2 separate regions of the Homo sapiens genome follow, and region 2 is linked to region 1. A link is a contact called in ENCODE Hi-C or POLR2A ChIA-PET data. All regions are on one chromosome and are shown on one strand. Each heading gives the region's core, a stretch centred on a gene start or an enhancer-like site at or near the end of the contact. The rest is flanking DNA. Distances are from core to core; before and after follow the strand shown.

What was found. Hi-C counts contacts between places; a loop is a spot of excess contacts on that map. ChIA-PET counts read pairs that join two places held with the same protein, here RNA polymerase II (POLR2A). Pooled maps may share reads with other maps.
Region 2: a loop to region 1 is called in a pooled map, with 3 times the contacts of the local background. The contact joins the enhancer-like site here to the promoter of EBI3 in region 1. A Hi-C loop is called at or near these places in 1 of 50 pooled maps. POLR2A ChIA-PET finds 5 or more read pairs at or near these places in 2 of 52 experiments (GM12878 and activated B cell).

What each region holds. Positions count from the first base shown.
Region 1 is chr19:4,227,275-4,235,131 of GRCh38, reverse strand. It overlaps EBI3 (Epstein-Barr virus induced 3), which reads right to left and starts at 5,609. Exons shown (of 5, transcript NM_005755.3): 1 at 5,515-5,609; 2 at 3,809-3,941; 3 at 1,825-2,003; 4 at 308-465. The coding sequence starts at 5,581. RefSeq lists enhancers at 3,835-4,336, 5,300-5,389.
Region 2 is chr19:6,514,096-6,521,952 of GRCh38, reverse strand. No RefSeq gene overlaps it. Among named protein-coding and RNA genes, the nearest start is that of TNFSF9, 13 kb to the left of the region's middle. RefSeq lists enhancers at 3,710-3,839, 3,890-3,939, 5,281-5,821 and a silencer at 5,250-5,419. Within about 2 kb of position 4,937, at least 32 of the 41 ENCODE cell types and tissues checked have a DNase peak (open chromatin) inside an H3K27ac peak, as active enhancers do; they include GM12878, where a contact is called at or near this core.

The DNA.
Region 1 (7,857 bases), core at 4,360-6,859:
CAGGAGCATCGCTTGAACCTGGGAGGCGGAGTTTGCAGTGAGCCGAGATTGTGTCACTGCCTGGGCGACAGAGCGAGACTCTGTCTCAAAACAATAACAACAAAAACGGGTGTGCGACAGCTTGTGCAAGTCCCTGCTTTCCATCCTTTTCGGTAGAGGCCTAGGAATCAGATTGCTGGACTGCTCTTATTCAATGCACCCGGAATCGCAAGCTATGTGCAAGAGCCCAGCACACCTGCTAGTCTTGGTAAAAACCATTCCCTCTGCCAGGCACCACCCTTTCCAGCCTCCCCCTCATCCTCCTCACCCGGTGGAAGCGCGCAGCTCCCTGACGCTTGTAACGGATCCAGTACTTCAGTGAGAAGATCTCTGGGAAGGGCCAGGACCCGGGAGGCTCCCACTGCACCTGTAGCTGGCGCTCAGCGAGGGGGCTTAGGCGCACGCCTTCTGGAGGGTCGGGCTTGACTGACGGACAAGCAGGAAGCAGGGTCAGGGGACAGTAAGTCCAGTCATTCATTCATTCACTCATTCATTCAACCAACATATTATGTATATATTTTGTTTGTTTTGAAACGGAGTCTCACTCTGTCACCCAGGCTGGAGTACAGCGGCGTGATCTCAGCTCACTACAACCTCTGCCTCCCAGGTTCAGGCGATTCTCCTGCCTCAGCCTCCCGAGTAGTTGTGAGCCACCATGCCTGGCTCAACCAACAAATATTTATTGAGAAACTGTGTGCCTGGGGCTGCCACAGAGGGGACAAAACAGTGACCTTAACTGACCTACCCCTGTCCTCATGGAACTCACAATCCATCAGGGGGAAGACAGGAAATAAACAAATCCATAGGTCACACAGAATAGGGAAGAAAGCTGGGGAGTGCAGGAATGGCAGTGGCCGCAATTTTTGTTTTGTTTTGTTTTGTTTTTTGAGATAGAGTCTCGCTCTCTCGCCCAGGCTGGAATGCAGTGGCACAATCTCAGCTCACGGCAACCTCCACCTCCTGGGTTCAAGTGATTCTCGTGCCTCAGCCCCCTGAGTAGCTGGGATTACAGGCACCTGCCACTATGCCCAGCTAATTCTTGTATTTTTAGTAGAGGCAGGGTTTCACCATGTTGGCCAGGACTGGTCTCAAACTCCTGACCTCAGGTGATCGGCCTGCCTCAGCCTCCCAAAGTGCTGGGATTACAAGTGTGAGCCACTGAGCCTAGCCAGAGCTTGCAATTTTTAATAATCTACTCAGGAGAGGTCTTACTGAGGAGGTGATGTATGCACAGAGACCCGAAGGAGGTGAGGGAATAAGTCATGGGGACATTTGGGGGAAGGTGTTCCAGGTAGAGGGCACCGCCCATGCAAAGGCCCTGGGGCAGAACTATTCCTGGCATGTTGAACATCAAGGAATCACATGTGGCCACAGCAGAGTGAGCAAGGGGGAGACAGGGAGGAGGGGAGGGCATGGAGGAGACAGGGCAGGTTGTCCAGGGTTTGGTGGGCAGTAGGAAGGACTTGGGCTTTGACCCCAAGGCAGGTGGGAGCCATGGAGGGCTGTAGGCAGAGGGACGTGCCCTGACTCAGGTGCTCTCAGGCGCCCTCTGGTGGCTGCTGTGGGAAGGACAGACTGTGGAGGCCAGGGCTCAGGATGGAGGGGACTGGGCTGTCAATGATGGGGGTGCTCCACGTACTGGTAGAGGAGGGGGAAGAAGGGGTCAGATTTTTGCTTAAGTGTGAAGGTGCAGCCGCAGGACTGGAGGACAGGTGGGAGGTGGGGTGGGGGGAGCTGGAAGGAGACGGCAGCCCCGCCCCCGCCCCCACTGCCGCCCCCACTCACTGATGTGCTCTGTTATGAAAGGCACGAAGCTGCTGCTGGAGCCCCAGGGGTGGACGGCGGTGACATTGAGCACGTAGGGAGCCATGGAGAACAGCTGGACATCCGTGATGGTGCAGCTGGTGGACGTTGGCGTCTGCTGCAGGCAGGGCCAGCTGTGGCCCCGGGCAGCCATGCCGAGCCTGCACAGGGTGGGGCTCGCTGAGCGCCTCAGGGAGTGCCTGTGGCCTCAGCACCTCCTACTGCCGGGCCTGACCCGGGACCCCAAGGAGAGGCAGGAACAGGAGGGGGCAGCGGATGGGGATCCCGGGGTGGGGTCCTGGTGGTGGCCGTGCCACCCCCCGGGGGCAGGGCATGGGCCCCAACATCACGGTGCCCCTGATGGTTCAGGTCGGGGATTACAACCCAAGCTAGATGCTAGGGTCCGGGATTCTAAAGGTTTCTGGGATGTCAGCATTCATTCATTCATCCATCCATTCATTCATTCATTCATCCGTTCATTCATTCATTAATTCATTCCTTCATTCATTCATTAATTCATTCCTTCATTCATTCATTAATTCATCCCTTCATTCATTCATTCATTCATGACAGGGTCTCCCTCTGGCGCCCAGGCTGGAGTGCAGTGGCATGATCCTAGCTCATTATAGCCTTGAACTCCTGGCTCAAGGGATCTTCCCTGTCTCAGCCTCCAGAGCGGTTGGGACTACAGGCACGCATCACCACTCTTGGCTAATTTTAAATTTTTTTTCTACAGATGGGGGGGGGTCTCAGTATGTTGCCCAGGCTGGTCTTGAACTTCTGGGCTCAAGTGATCCTCCCACCTCGGCCTCCCAAGTACCTGGGACTACAGATGTGTGCCATTACATCCAGCTAATTTTTTTGATTTTAAGTACAGACAGGATATTGCTATGTTGCCCAGGCTGGTCTCAAACTCCTGGGCTCAAGTGATCCTCCCACCTCAGCCTCCAGAGTAGCTGGGACTACAGGCAAGTACCAACATGCCCAGCTAATTTTTTTTTCTTTTTCGAAATTTTTTCTTTTCTTTTCTTTTCTTTTCTTTTCTTTTTTTTTTTTTTTTTTTTTTTGAGACGGGGTCTCACTCTATCACCAGGATGCAGTGCAGCGATGCAATATTGGCTCACTGCAACGTCCACCTCCTGGGTCAAGCAATTCTCCTGCCTCAGCCTCCCGAGTAGCTGGGACTACAGGCGCGTGCCATCACACCTGGCAAATTTTTGCATTTTTAGTAAAGACAGGGTTTCACCGTGTTCGCCAGGGTGGTCTCCATCTCCTGACCTTGTGATCCGCCCACCTCGGCCTCCCAAAGTGCTGGGATTACAGGCGTGAGCCACCGCGCCTGGCCATGCCCAGCTAATTTTAAAAATTGTTTTTAGAGACAGGGTCTCACTATTTTGCCCAAGCTGGACTCAAACTCCTGACCTCAAGTGATCCTCCCACATCAGCCTCCCAAAGTACTGGGATTACAGGCATGTGCCACTGTGCCCAACCCAGGAAGTAGTTTTTTTTTTTTTTTTTTGAGATGGAGTCTTGCTCTGTTGCCCAGGCTGGAGTGCAATGGTGCCATCTTGGCTCACTGCAACCTCCGCCTCCTGGGTTCAAGCTATTCTCCTGCCTCAGCCTCCGGAGTAGCTGGGATTACAGGCATGAGCCACTGCACCTGACCAATTTTTAAAATTTTTCGTAGAGACAGTGTCTCACTACGTTGCCCAAGCTGGTCTCAAACTCCTGACCTCAAGCAATCTGCCCACCTCGGCCTCCCAAAGCGCTGGGATTACAGGCATGCACCACTGTGCCTGGCCCAGAAAGTATATTTCTATTGGACGGGGCCGCCCTAGAATTCCATAGGCCTGGGGTTCAGGATGTCGGGGTCTCCAGTTTTCCTGACCCCAGGGCTCTCAGGGCCAGAGTTCTGGGCTCTCCAGGAAGTCCAGTGTCCCTGAGGCCCCCTTCCAGGCTCTCCGACCTGTACGTGGCAATGAAGGACACGGGGCTGGTGGAGTTTGGAGCAGGCGGCAGGGTCCAGGAGCAATCCACGGCGATCGGGTACCGAGAGGCTCGGCATTGCACCCGGGGCAGTGTCAGAGCTGCTGGGGGCCCTGGAGGAAGACAGAAAGAGTGAGCTTCTGGTTTACCCCCAGATTGTCATAGCCCTCCCGTGCGCTGGGCTCCTGCCACGTTGCCAGCCAGCACCAGGTACATGGTAGGTGCCTAATAAAGGCTTTCGGAATAAATAGGTACATGGACAAAAGTCATCTGTCATCTTTTATCCCCACTGCAATCCATCTAGGTGAGGACTACTAGCCCATTTTCCAGATAGGGAAGCTGAGGTTTAAGCATCTACAGAGAGGAACTCGGGTAAGAGAGAGAGATTTTACCGTGTTCTCTCTTTTGTAATTGTTTTTTTTTTTTAAAGAGGGAGTCTCCCTCTGTCGCCTAGGCTGGAGTGCAGTGGCGAGATCTCGGCTCACTGCCACCCCCGCCTCCCGGGTTCAAGCGATTCTTAGCCTCCCGAGTAGCTGGGATTACAGGCATGTACTGCCACGCTTGGCTAATTTTTGTATTTTTAGTAGAGAGGGAGTTTCACCATGTTGGCCAGGCTGGTCTCAAACTCCTGACCTCAGGTGATCCACCTGCCTTGGCCTCCCAAAGTGCTGGAATTACAGGCGTGAGCCACCAAACCCAGCCTATAAATTATTATTATTATTATTATTTTGAGACAAGGTATCCCACTCTGTCACCTAGGCTGGAATGCAGTGGCACAATCATAGCTCACTGCAGCCTCCAATTCCTGGGCTCAAATTATCCTCCCACCTCAGCCTCCCAAGTAGCTGGGACTACAGGCACGTGCCACCACATCTAGCTAATTTTTTAATTTTTTGTACAGATTGGTGGGGTCCGGTTTCACTATGTTGCCCAGGCTGGTCTCGAATTCCTGGCCTCACGATCCTCACGCCCTGGCCTCCCAAAGTGCTGGAATTACAGGCATGAGCCACCATGCCCTGCTGTAACCATTTTGTCTTCAAGGACATGGAGATGTTCTCTAGTGCAAAATGAATGAATGTCGGCCGGGCGCGGTGGCTCACATCTGTCATCCCAGCACTTTGGGAGCCCGAGGTGGGTGGATCACCTGAGGTCAGGAGTTCAAGACCACCCTGGCCAACATGGTAAAACCCTATCTCTACTAAAAATATAAAAAGTAGCCGGGCATGGTGGCGGGCACCTGTAATCCCAACTACTCGGGAGGCTGAGGGAGGAGAATCTCGCTTGAACCCAGGAGATGGAGGTTTCAGTGAGCTGAGATGGTGCCACTGTACTCCAGCCTGGGCGACAGAGTGAGACTCTGTCTCAAAAAACAAAACCAAAAAGAAACCAAAGGAATGAGTGTGACTCAAATTCGCATGTCTGTGTAGCTATGTCTGTGTAGCTCTATGGATACCTCTGAGCTGTGACTGCCAGTCCCTATCACCCACAAGGTGACATCCTTCCACCCCCAATGTGGCACTCTGCCTCTCTGTGCCTCAGTTCCTCCATCTGTACAATGGGAGGGTAACCCCATCCCACCATTGGGCACGGGAGGATGTGATTTCCCACCCCAGACATGATCCGAGGCCAGTCCTCGTGTCATGTCCGTCTGCCTGGGCCCCCCAGTCCCCCAGGGGCCCCACATACCTTTCCTTCCACTGCAGGGCGGGCAGCTGGCCCAGAGGACAAGGGCCAGGAGAAGCTGCGGGGTCATGGCTGCGGCCAGCTCTGCTCTCAGGAGTGGGTGGGAACGTCGTGGGAGACTTGAGAGGGGAGGTGAGGACTTGGGACCTGCCCAGGGGAAAGCCCAGCCCAGGGTCAAGGCCCGCCCCCTCCCCGACTTCCTTCAGGTCTGACTCACTGGTGGGGCTCGTGGGGCCGCTAGGGAGATGAATTAGGGTGTGGAGGAGCCCCAGCCCCCTGGGGAGCACAGGCCACCCCTGCTCGGAAGGCCCCGAGGGTGGGGGCGGGGGAGGAGGCTGTGAAAGGGAGAAGTGGAGACCTGCTGGCTTTTCCCAGCACAGCATGTCCTGCTGGCCTTCCTTCCGCTGCCCTGAAGCGGGGGAAACCCCAGGCAGGCAGGCAGGGGCTCAGGGACATGGAGGGAGACAGAGGCAGAGATGGGGGAGAGAGGCAGAGAGACAGAGAAGACAGAAGGAAGACACAGAGAGACAGGGAGATGACAGAGACAGAGACACAGAGAGAGACACAGATGAGAGAGGCAGAGAGACAGAGACAAGAAGAGGAGGACACAGAGATAGAGGGATACAGAGACAGGGAGATGACAGAGACAGAGACAGAGAGACACAGATGAAAGAGGCAGAGAGACAGAGACGAGAGGAGGAGGACACAGAGATAGACAGGGAGATGACAGAGAGACACAGAGACACAGATGAAAGAGGCAGAGAGAAAGAGACGAGAGGAGGAGGACACAGAGAGAGAGAGACAGAGACAGGGAGATGACAGAGACAGAGACAGAGAGAGACACAGATGAGAGAGGCAGAGAGAAAGACAAGAGGAAGAGGACAAAGAGATAGAGAGACAGGGAGACGACAGAGACAGAGAGAGATACAGATGAGAGAGACAGAGATGAGAGGAGGAGGACACAGAGATAGATAGAGACAGGGAGATGACAGACAGAGAAAGGGGCATGACAGAGACAGAAACACAGAGAGAGACACAGAGATGAGAAAGGCAGAGATGAGAGGAGGAGGACACGGAGATAGACAGGGAGATGACAGAGACAGAGACAGAGACAAAGATGAGAGAGTCAGAGAGACAGATGAGAGGAGGACACAGAGATAGAGGGATAGAGAGACAGGGAGATGACAGAGACAGAGAGAGCTACAGATGAGAGAGGCAGAGAGACAGATGAGAGGAGGACACAGAGATAGAGGGATAGAGAGACAGGGAGATGACAGAGAAAGTGACAGAGATACAGATGAGAGAGGCAGAGAGACAAATGAGAGGAGGACACAGAGATAGAGAGAGACAGAGACAGGGAGATGACAGAGACAGAGAGAGATACAGATGAGAGAGGCAGAGAGACAGAGACGAGAGGAGGAGGACACAGAGATAGAGAGACAGGGAGATGACAGAGACAGAGAAAGGGGGATGACAGAGACAGAAACACAGAGAGAGACAGAGATGAGAGGAGGAGGACACAGAGATAGATAGGGAGATGATAGAGACAGAGAGAGACAGGGGAATGAGAGAGACAGAGACAGAGATGAGAGGAGGAGGACACAGAGACAGAGAGAGACAGGGAGATGATGGAAACAGAAAGAGAAACACAGAGAGCAGACAGACAGAGGAAGAGAGACAGAGGGACAGAGATAAGAGAGGAAGACAGAGATAGGGAAATGAGAGAGACACAGAGACAGAGATAAGGGAGGAAGACAGAGAAAGAGAGACACAGATGGGAAGATGAGAGACAGAGACAGAGAGACAGAGATGAGAGAGTAGGATAGACAGAGATAGAGAGATGGTGGGGCACGGTGGCTCACGGCTGTAATCCCAGCACCTTGGGAGGCCAAGGCAGATGGATCACCTGAGGTTGGGAGTTCGAGACCAGCCTGACCAAAATGGTGAAACCCTGTCTCTACTAAAAATACAAAAATTAGCTGGGCGTGGTGGCAGGCACCTGTAATCCCAGCTACTCTGGAGGCTGAGGAAGGAGAATCACTTAAACCTGGGAGGCAGAGGTTGCAGTGAACCAAGATTACACCACTGCACTCCAGCCTGGGTGACAGAGTGAGACTCCATCTCAAAAAGAACAACAACAACAACAAAAAGACTGATGGGGCAATGACAGAGATGGAGAAAGAGAGACAAAAGAGAGACAGAAAGAAGACAGGAAGACAGAAATAGAGATACGGGGAGATGACAGACACAGAAAGAGAGACAGAGAGATAAGAGAAGACGACAGAGGGCCGGGTGTGGTGGCTCACGCCTCTAATCCCAGCACTTTGGGAGGCTGAGGCGGGCGGG
Region 2 (7,857 bases), core at 3,688-6,187, 2.3 Mb before region 1:
TCGCTCTATTGGCCAGGCTGGAGTACAGTGGCATAATCATGACTCACTGCAGCCTTGAACTCCCAGGCTCAAGTGATCCTCCCACCTCAGTCTCCTGAGTAGCTGGGACTACAGGCACGTGCCACCACACTCAGCTATTTTATTATTCTTATTATTATTTCTTGTAGAGATGGGGTCTCACTATGTTGCCCAGGCTGGTCTGGAACTCCTGGGCTCAACCAATCCTCCTGCCCCAGCCTCCCATGTATTAATAGCTGGGACTACAGGTGCACACTACCATACCCTGCTATTTTTTTTTTTTTTTTTTTTTTTTTGAGATGGAGTCTCGCACTGTCGCCCGGGCTGGAGTGCAGTGGCGTGATCTCAACTCGCTGCAACCTCCGCCTCCCAGCTTCAAACGATTCTCCTGCCTCAGCCTCCCAAGCAGCTGGGATTACAGGCACCCACCACCACGCCCAGCTAATTTTTTGTATTTTTAGTAGAGACAGGGATCCACTATGTTAGCCAGGCTGGTCTCCTGACCTCGTGATCTTCCCGCCTCGGCCTCCCAAAGTGCTGGGATTACAGGCATGAGCCACAGCACCAGGCCTTTTTTTTTTTTTTTTTTTTTTTTTTTTTAAAGACGGGGTCTCGCTATATTCCCCAGGCTGGTCTCCAACTCCTGAACTCAAGTGATCCTCCTGCCTTGGCCTCCCAAAAATGCTGGGATTACAGGCATGAACACCCAGCCTGAGATTGATCTAGAGCCATAAAGGAGTGTTTACACATGTTGAGGAGAAAAGAGACACAGAGAGGGGAATTACATCATCCAAATGAGTCGAGTAGCTGGAAAAGCTACATCCAGGTCTCTGGAAAACACAGACTGGCACCCGAGTGTGTGCACCTGGGGTTTTGTGTAAGAGTTGCAAGGTACAGGCCAGGCATGGTGGCTCACGCCTGTAATCCCAGCACTTTGGGAGGCCTAGGCAGGCAGATCACCTGAGGTCAGGAGTTCGAGACTGGCCTGGCCAACATGGTGAAACCCCCGTCTCTACTAAAAATACAAAAAAATTAGCTGGGCGCAGTGGCGGGCGCCTGTCATCCCAGCTACTTGGGAGGCTGAGGCAGGTGAATCACTTGAACCCACGAGGCAGAGGTTGCAGTGAGCCGAGATTGTGCCACTGCACTCCAGCCTGGGCATCAGAGCAAAACTCCGTCTCAAAAAAAAAAAAAAAAAAAAAAGAGTTGCAAGGTACATTCTCGCTTAGACTGGTCTGGAACTCCTGAAGTTGAGGAAACGACCACAGCATTTCCTCAAGAGATCCTCCCGTCTCAGCCTCCCAGGGTGCTGGGATTAGAGGCAGGAACCACCACTCCCAGCTTGCAAGGTATGATTGTGCACAGCAAGTGAGCTTTGTGAAGTTGAGGCACACATCCTGCTACTCTGGGACTGAGTGTCTCTGATGTGATACTGTGTACTCAGGAGGATGCATGCGGGCATCGATGTGTTTCCAGTTGAGCAGCACCAGAGCATAGGATTTGACTCACTTGGCTTCAAATCCCAGCTCTGCCTCTGCTGGCTACATGACCTTGAAATCTCTCCATCTCTCTGTGCCTCAGTTTCCCCGTATATGAAATGAGACTAACACCAGTGACCACCTTGTGGGACTGTTGTCCAGAATCAGGGAGCCAGAATAGTGCCTGGCATACAGCAGGTGCTCAATAGGACCAGCCATCATTGCTGCCAGTGGGCTGAGAGTGTGGTGCCTCCACGTGACTGTGTACATGGGTTGATCTTGTTTGGGCAAAAAGGAAGGCATGGCCGGGGGCTCACACCTGTAATCCCAGCACTTTGGGAGGCTGAGGGGGGCGAATCACTTGAGCTCAGGAGTTCAAAACTAGCCTGGGCAATATAGTGAGACCCCGTCTCTACTAAAAATACAAAAATTAGCCAGGCGTGGTGGTCCACACCTGTAATGCCAGTTACTCGGGAGTCTGAGGCAGGAGAATCCCTTAAACCCGGAAGGTGGAAGTTGCAGTGAGCTGAGGTCACGCCATTGCACTCCAGCCTGGGTGACAGGGCAAGACTTGTCTAAAAAAAAAAAAGGCCAGGTGCAGTGGGTCATGCCAGCCTGGCTAACATGGTGAAACCTTGTCTCTACTAAAAATACAACAAAAATTAGCTGGGCATGGTGGTGGGCGCCTGTAATCCCAGCTACACGGAAGGCTGAGGCACGAGAATCGCTTGAACCCGGGAGGCAGAGGTTGCAGTGAGCTGAGATCATGCCACTGCACTCCAGCCTGGGTGACAGAGAGAGACTCAGTCTCAAAACAAAACAAAATAAACAAAAAAACAAAAATAAATAAATAAAAACAAGGGGCAGGCAGGAATATGTGGTGCAAAATTGTTGAAGATGAAAATAACTGCATTGGTCATCAGAAGGAAAACTGCCAGGTTATTACTCACAGAATCGGTTTAAAAATTAAAAACATGTCTGAGTCATCTCTTGACAGAGATCTCCAAGGGCTAAGAGAACAAGGCACTCAGACTTTGCCTCCTCTACTCTTTCAAAGATTAAGGTTTTTAGTGTGAAATGGGCCTTACCCATCAGGTTGAGTCTCTGTCCTGTTTGAACTTTAGGTTGAAAATTTGGCGTGATTATTCTATGTAATTGCTTTTTTGGGCAGATGGTTTACAAAACCTTTAAAGGGGGCTAGGCGGCCGGGTGCGGTGCTTCACACCTGTAATCCCAGCACTTTGGGAGGCGGGGGCGGGCAGATACGAAGTCAAGAGATCGAGACCATCCTGGCCAACATAATGAAACCCCGTCTCCACTAAAAATACAAAAATTAGCTGGGCGTGGTGTCGGGCCCCTGTAGTCCCAGCTACTCGGGAGGCTGCGGCAGGAGAATCGCTTAAACCGGGGAGGTGGAGGTTGCAGTGAGCCGAGATCACACCACTGCCCTCCAGCCTGACAACAGAGTGAGACTCCATCTCAAAAAAAAAAAAAAAAAAAAAGAGGCTGGGCATGGTGGCTCACGCCTGTAATCCCTGCACTTTGGGAGGTCCAGGCAGGTGGATCACGAGGTCAGGAGTTCGAAACCAGCCTGGCCAACATGGGGAAACCCCATCTCGACTAAAAATACAAAAATTAGTCAGGTGTGGTGGCGCATGCCTGTAATCCCAGCTACTCAGGAGGCTGAGGCAGGAGAATCACTTGAACCCAGGAGGCAGAGGCTGCAGTGAGCCGAGATCATCATGCCACTGCACTCCAGCCTAGGCAACAGAGTGAGATTCTGTCTCGGGGGAACAAAAAAAAACCTTTAAAAGAATAACCAAGTGAGGAAAAAAAGAAACGAAAGCAAGGTGCAGGCTGCTATGTGCAGAATGCACGCTTTGGGTTTCAGAGCAGAAATAGGTTTGTATAAAACATTTCAGAAAGATGTGCAAAAATTGAGGGTATTGGGGTGAGAAGATGTGGATGTTTCATGGTGTATGATTTTGCATGCTTGCATTTTCCATGGGTTCGTTTTGTTTGCTTTGTTTTATTCTTTTTGTTTTAACATTAAGCACAGAATCGTGGCCAGCTTTCACACACGCAGAAAGAAACCAGTGGCCAGAGCCACTTGGAGGAAGGAAACTTTTTGTACCTAGTGACATCAAAGGCAGGAAATGGTGTTTCCCTGTTGAGGGCAGTGGAAGGAGGAGTCAGGGTTGGGGAAGACCCAGGCAGACTTGGGGCAGACCCAGCGACCCCTTCCAAGAGCATGAAGAGGCAGCTCACGGTGCTGGGAAGTCAACCCGCTTTGGAAAGGGAATCCCAGCAGGGTAACTACCTGGAAAGGACTTTCCAACTCCCCTGGGGGAGGGACACAAGTAGACACACACAGACACCAGAACACAAAGGGCACACCCATTCTGGACATATACAATCACACAAAACAAGACAGACATACAGACACACCATGCAGACATACACACAATCACACACACACACACACACCTGGACACACAATCATAGATACACAACAACCATCAAAGCTAGCCACAGACCGGGTGCAGTGTCTCACGCCTGTAATCCCAGCACCTTGGGATGCCAAGGCAGTCAGATCACTTGAGGTCAGGAGTCCGAGACCAACCTGGCCAACATGGTGAAACCCTGTCTCTACCAAAAATACAAAAAAAAAAAAAAAAAAAAAATAGCCGGGCGTGGTGGTGAGTGCCTGTAGTCCCAGCTACTAAGGAGGCTGAGATGGGAGACTCGCTTGAACCCGGGAGGCAGAGGTTGCAGTGAGCCAAGATGGCGCCGCTGTACTCCAGCCTGGATGACAGAGTAAGATTCTGCCTCAAAAAAAAAAAAAAAGCTAGCAACAGACACACACAAGGACACAAGAGACATATATTCAGGGCATATAACCAAACACACCGAGACTAGAACACACCAACACAGACACACCATCACACACATACCAAAACAGACATGGAGGTACACAACACACACGTACACGGTTACACACTGAGACAGACACCCAAAGACACAATCGTAGATACACATACATGGCAGGCACCATGGCTAGTCATAGACATAACGCAAGAACACACGTTATGGGCATGCACAATCACACACACAGAGGTCCAGGTCCAATCCTACGACCATCCAAGGTCTGCCCCGCTCCCAGAGGAGTCCCCAGGGACTACCCCTCAGAACACCCAAGTTCCACCCTGTACCCACAGAGGACCACCCAAGATCCACTCCCGCCAGGGAACCCAGGACTCACCCCTCAGACCACCTAGGATCCATCCCCCAAGAGGAAACTCAGGCCCTTCCCTCTGGGGACCTCCCCCTCCCTCCCCTGAGGAACAATCACTCTGGGCCCCTTTTCTCCGCAGCGATACCCAGCTTGGGCAGCGGGCGCCCCCTGGTGGACCTGGAGCCCCAGTCCAGGACTGCACGGAGCTGGGGCCCAGGAGCCAAGGCGCGCGGGGAGTTCCGGTGCTCTAGGACTTGGGAGCATTCACGGCAGAACCGGGGAAGGAAAGAGCGTGGAGACGCGGGAAGGGGAGATGGGAGGCCGGAACTGGATCGGGCAGGGCATTAAGCGCGGGAACAGAACGTCGGAAGCAGGAATGGGTTGGAGGCGGTTGGACCGAAGACCTCCTACTCCCGCACCCCAGCCAGCCCCGCGTCTCCACCCGGCAGGTGCGGCTCCTGGACCGCGGAAGACCCCGGAGGCGGATTCCCAACGAGGCACAGCGAGGGCAGGGTCGGGGAGGTTAGAGTGCTGAGGGTGGGAGGTCTTCGGTCCCACGGCCGAAGCTCGCCTAGTCATGGCTCTCAGCCTGGAAGTAACGCCAAGAAATCGCCCGAGACTGGGAATGCCCAGCGCTCAGCCTGGATGATCACCAGCACCAACGTGGCTTTGGCTCGCGGGTTCAAGAGAAAGATGGGCCCGCCCCTTCCACGACTGATCCTGTCAGTCTACCGAAGCCCCATTCCGCTGTCATCCGCCTCCCACCTCCCTAGCTTCTCCCCAGGCCCCGCCCTCGTACCCATCCGTTTGCCTCTCAGGCTCTGCCCACTCCTCAGTCCTTCCCACTTTCCTGTCATTCTCTCGAGGACCGTCCGCTTCCCCAGCAGACTCCCAGGCCCAGCCCACTCCTCAGTTCCCCTACCCCACGGTCATTCTCCCTAGACTCCGCCCACTTCATAGTTATTTGTCTCCCAGCCCTTGCTAACTCCTTAGTCCCTCCCACTTCCCTGTCATTCTCCCCAGGCCCCGCCCACTTCCCCTGCTGTCCGCTCCAGGCCCTTCCCACGCCACAGTTCCTCCCAATATTATCTCCAGGCCCCGCCCACTTCCCCTGTTATCAGCCTCCCAGACCCTGCCCACTCCTCAGTCCCTCACACCTCCCTGTCATTCTCCCAGGCCCCGCCCATTTCCCAATCATTAGTGACCTGGGAATAGGGCCTGGAGACTCTTCGTGCCCCACTCTGTTTTCTGCTTTTTTTTTTTTTTTTTTTTTTGGAGACGGAGTTTTGCTCTTGTCGTCCAGGCTGCAGTGCAATGGTGCGATCTCGGCTCACTGCAACCTCCGACTCCCGGGTTCAAGTGATCCTCCTGCCTCAGGCTCCCGAGTAGCTGGGATTACAGACATGCACCACCACGCCCGTCTAATTTTTTTTTTTTATTGTATTATTAGTAAGGACAGGGTTTCACCATGTTGGTCAGGCTGGTCTCGAACTCCTGACCTCAGGTGATTCACTCACCTTGGCCTCCCAAAGTTGTGGGATTACAGGTGTGAGCCACCGCGCCTGGCACTTTTCTGCTTTTCTTAGTCCATACCACCCTCTCCTCAGGCTCGGCACCTCTCCCCCTTTGAGGGTTTGTCCTGTCTCAACCCCTAGCCCCTTTTCTGGGTTCTGCCCTTCCGGAGTCCTGCACCCTCTTCCCACTCCAGGTTTTCAAGCCATGCTCATCCCTCACCAATTTCGCTGGGACTTGCAGCCGCCCTTTGATTCCTTTAGGCCTTGCCCCATTCGTTCTGCCCTCCAAACATGCAGGCTCTGCCCTCACCCATAATCCGCATGTACATCCACCAAGACCCCACCCCAGACCTGCCACGCCCCTGGTGTGGGGTGGGGGCTGTGTCTTAAATCACTAACAGGAGCTACGGAGGCCTTGGTTTCTCCACCCCACCCTTCCTCCATGAGGCCTGGTCTGAGTGGGTGAACCCATCCCAAAGCCCTCTGCTCCCCTGACGTGGAAAAGGTCACCACGTGGGGTGATGGCCCCACCCCAGCAGGAATCCTTTCTCAGCACCAGTGGCCTGGGGACTGGCACAGGATGCCCCCCAGCCACTCCACTGTCACCAGAACTCCGGCACCACCAAGATGTTGGATGCGGCTGGACACAGTGGCTCACGCCTGTAATCCAAGCACTTTTGGAGGCCGAGGCGGGTGGATCACCTGAGGTCAGGAGTTCCAGACCAGCCTGGCTAACGTGGTGAAAACTGTCTCTACTAGAACTACAAAAAAGTTAGCTGGCCGTGGTGGCACATGCCTGTAATCCCAGCTACTCAGGAGGCTGAGGCAGAAGAATCGCTTGAACCCGGGAGGCAGAGGTTGCAGTGAGCCAAGATCACGCCATTGTACACCAGCCTGGGCAGCAAAAGTGAAAATCCATCTCAAAAAAAAAAAGAAAAAAGGCCGGGCGCAGTGGCTCACACCTGTAATCCCAGCATTCTGGGAGGCTGAGGCAGGCAGATCGCCTGAGGTCAGGAGTTCGAGACCAGCCTGGCCAACATGGTAAAACCTCGTCTGTACTAAAAATGTGAAAAAATTAGTCAGGCATGGTGGCCAGCACCTGTAATCCCAACTACTCTGGAGGCAGGAGAATTGCTTGAACGCAGGAGGTGGAGGTTGCAGTGAGCCGAGATGGTGCCACTGCATTCCAGCCTGGGCAACAGAGCGAGACTCTGTCTCAAAAAAAAAATGTTGGATGCTTCTGACTTTTTCTATCTGATGCTGGGTGAGCCCCTCCATACCAGCCTTGAGCACCCCCAGCCTGAAATTCAAGGGACTATGTTGGGGTCAGTCTGCTTGTCTGTCTTTATCTGAGGGTCGCTGGACTTGGGGGATGGCAGTCTGCCCTGGCTTGTGGACTGCGGTCGTGTGTATGTCCATCCGTGTGTGTCCTTGTGTGGGGGCGTCTGGGTCAATGTGTGTTTGAGTGAATGAGAGAAAAAACTCCCTACGGTGTGGCTTTTGTGTCCAAAGCACCCAGCGTGTATGCCCGTGTGTTGTCAGCTCCCTGGGTCTGTGCGCTGGCTTTTTTTTTTTTTTTTTTTTTTGAGTTGTGTCTCCAGGTCTGTCTGTA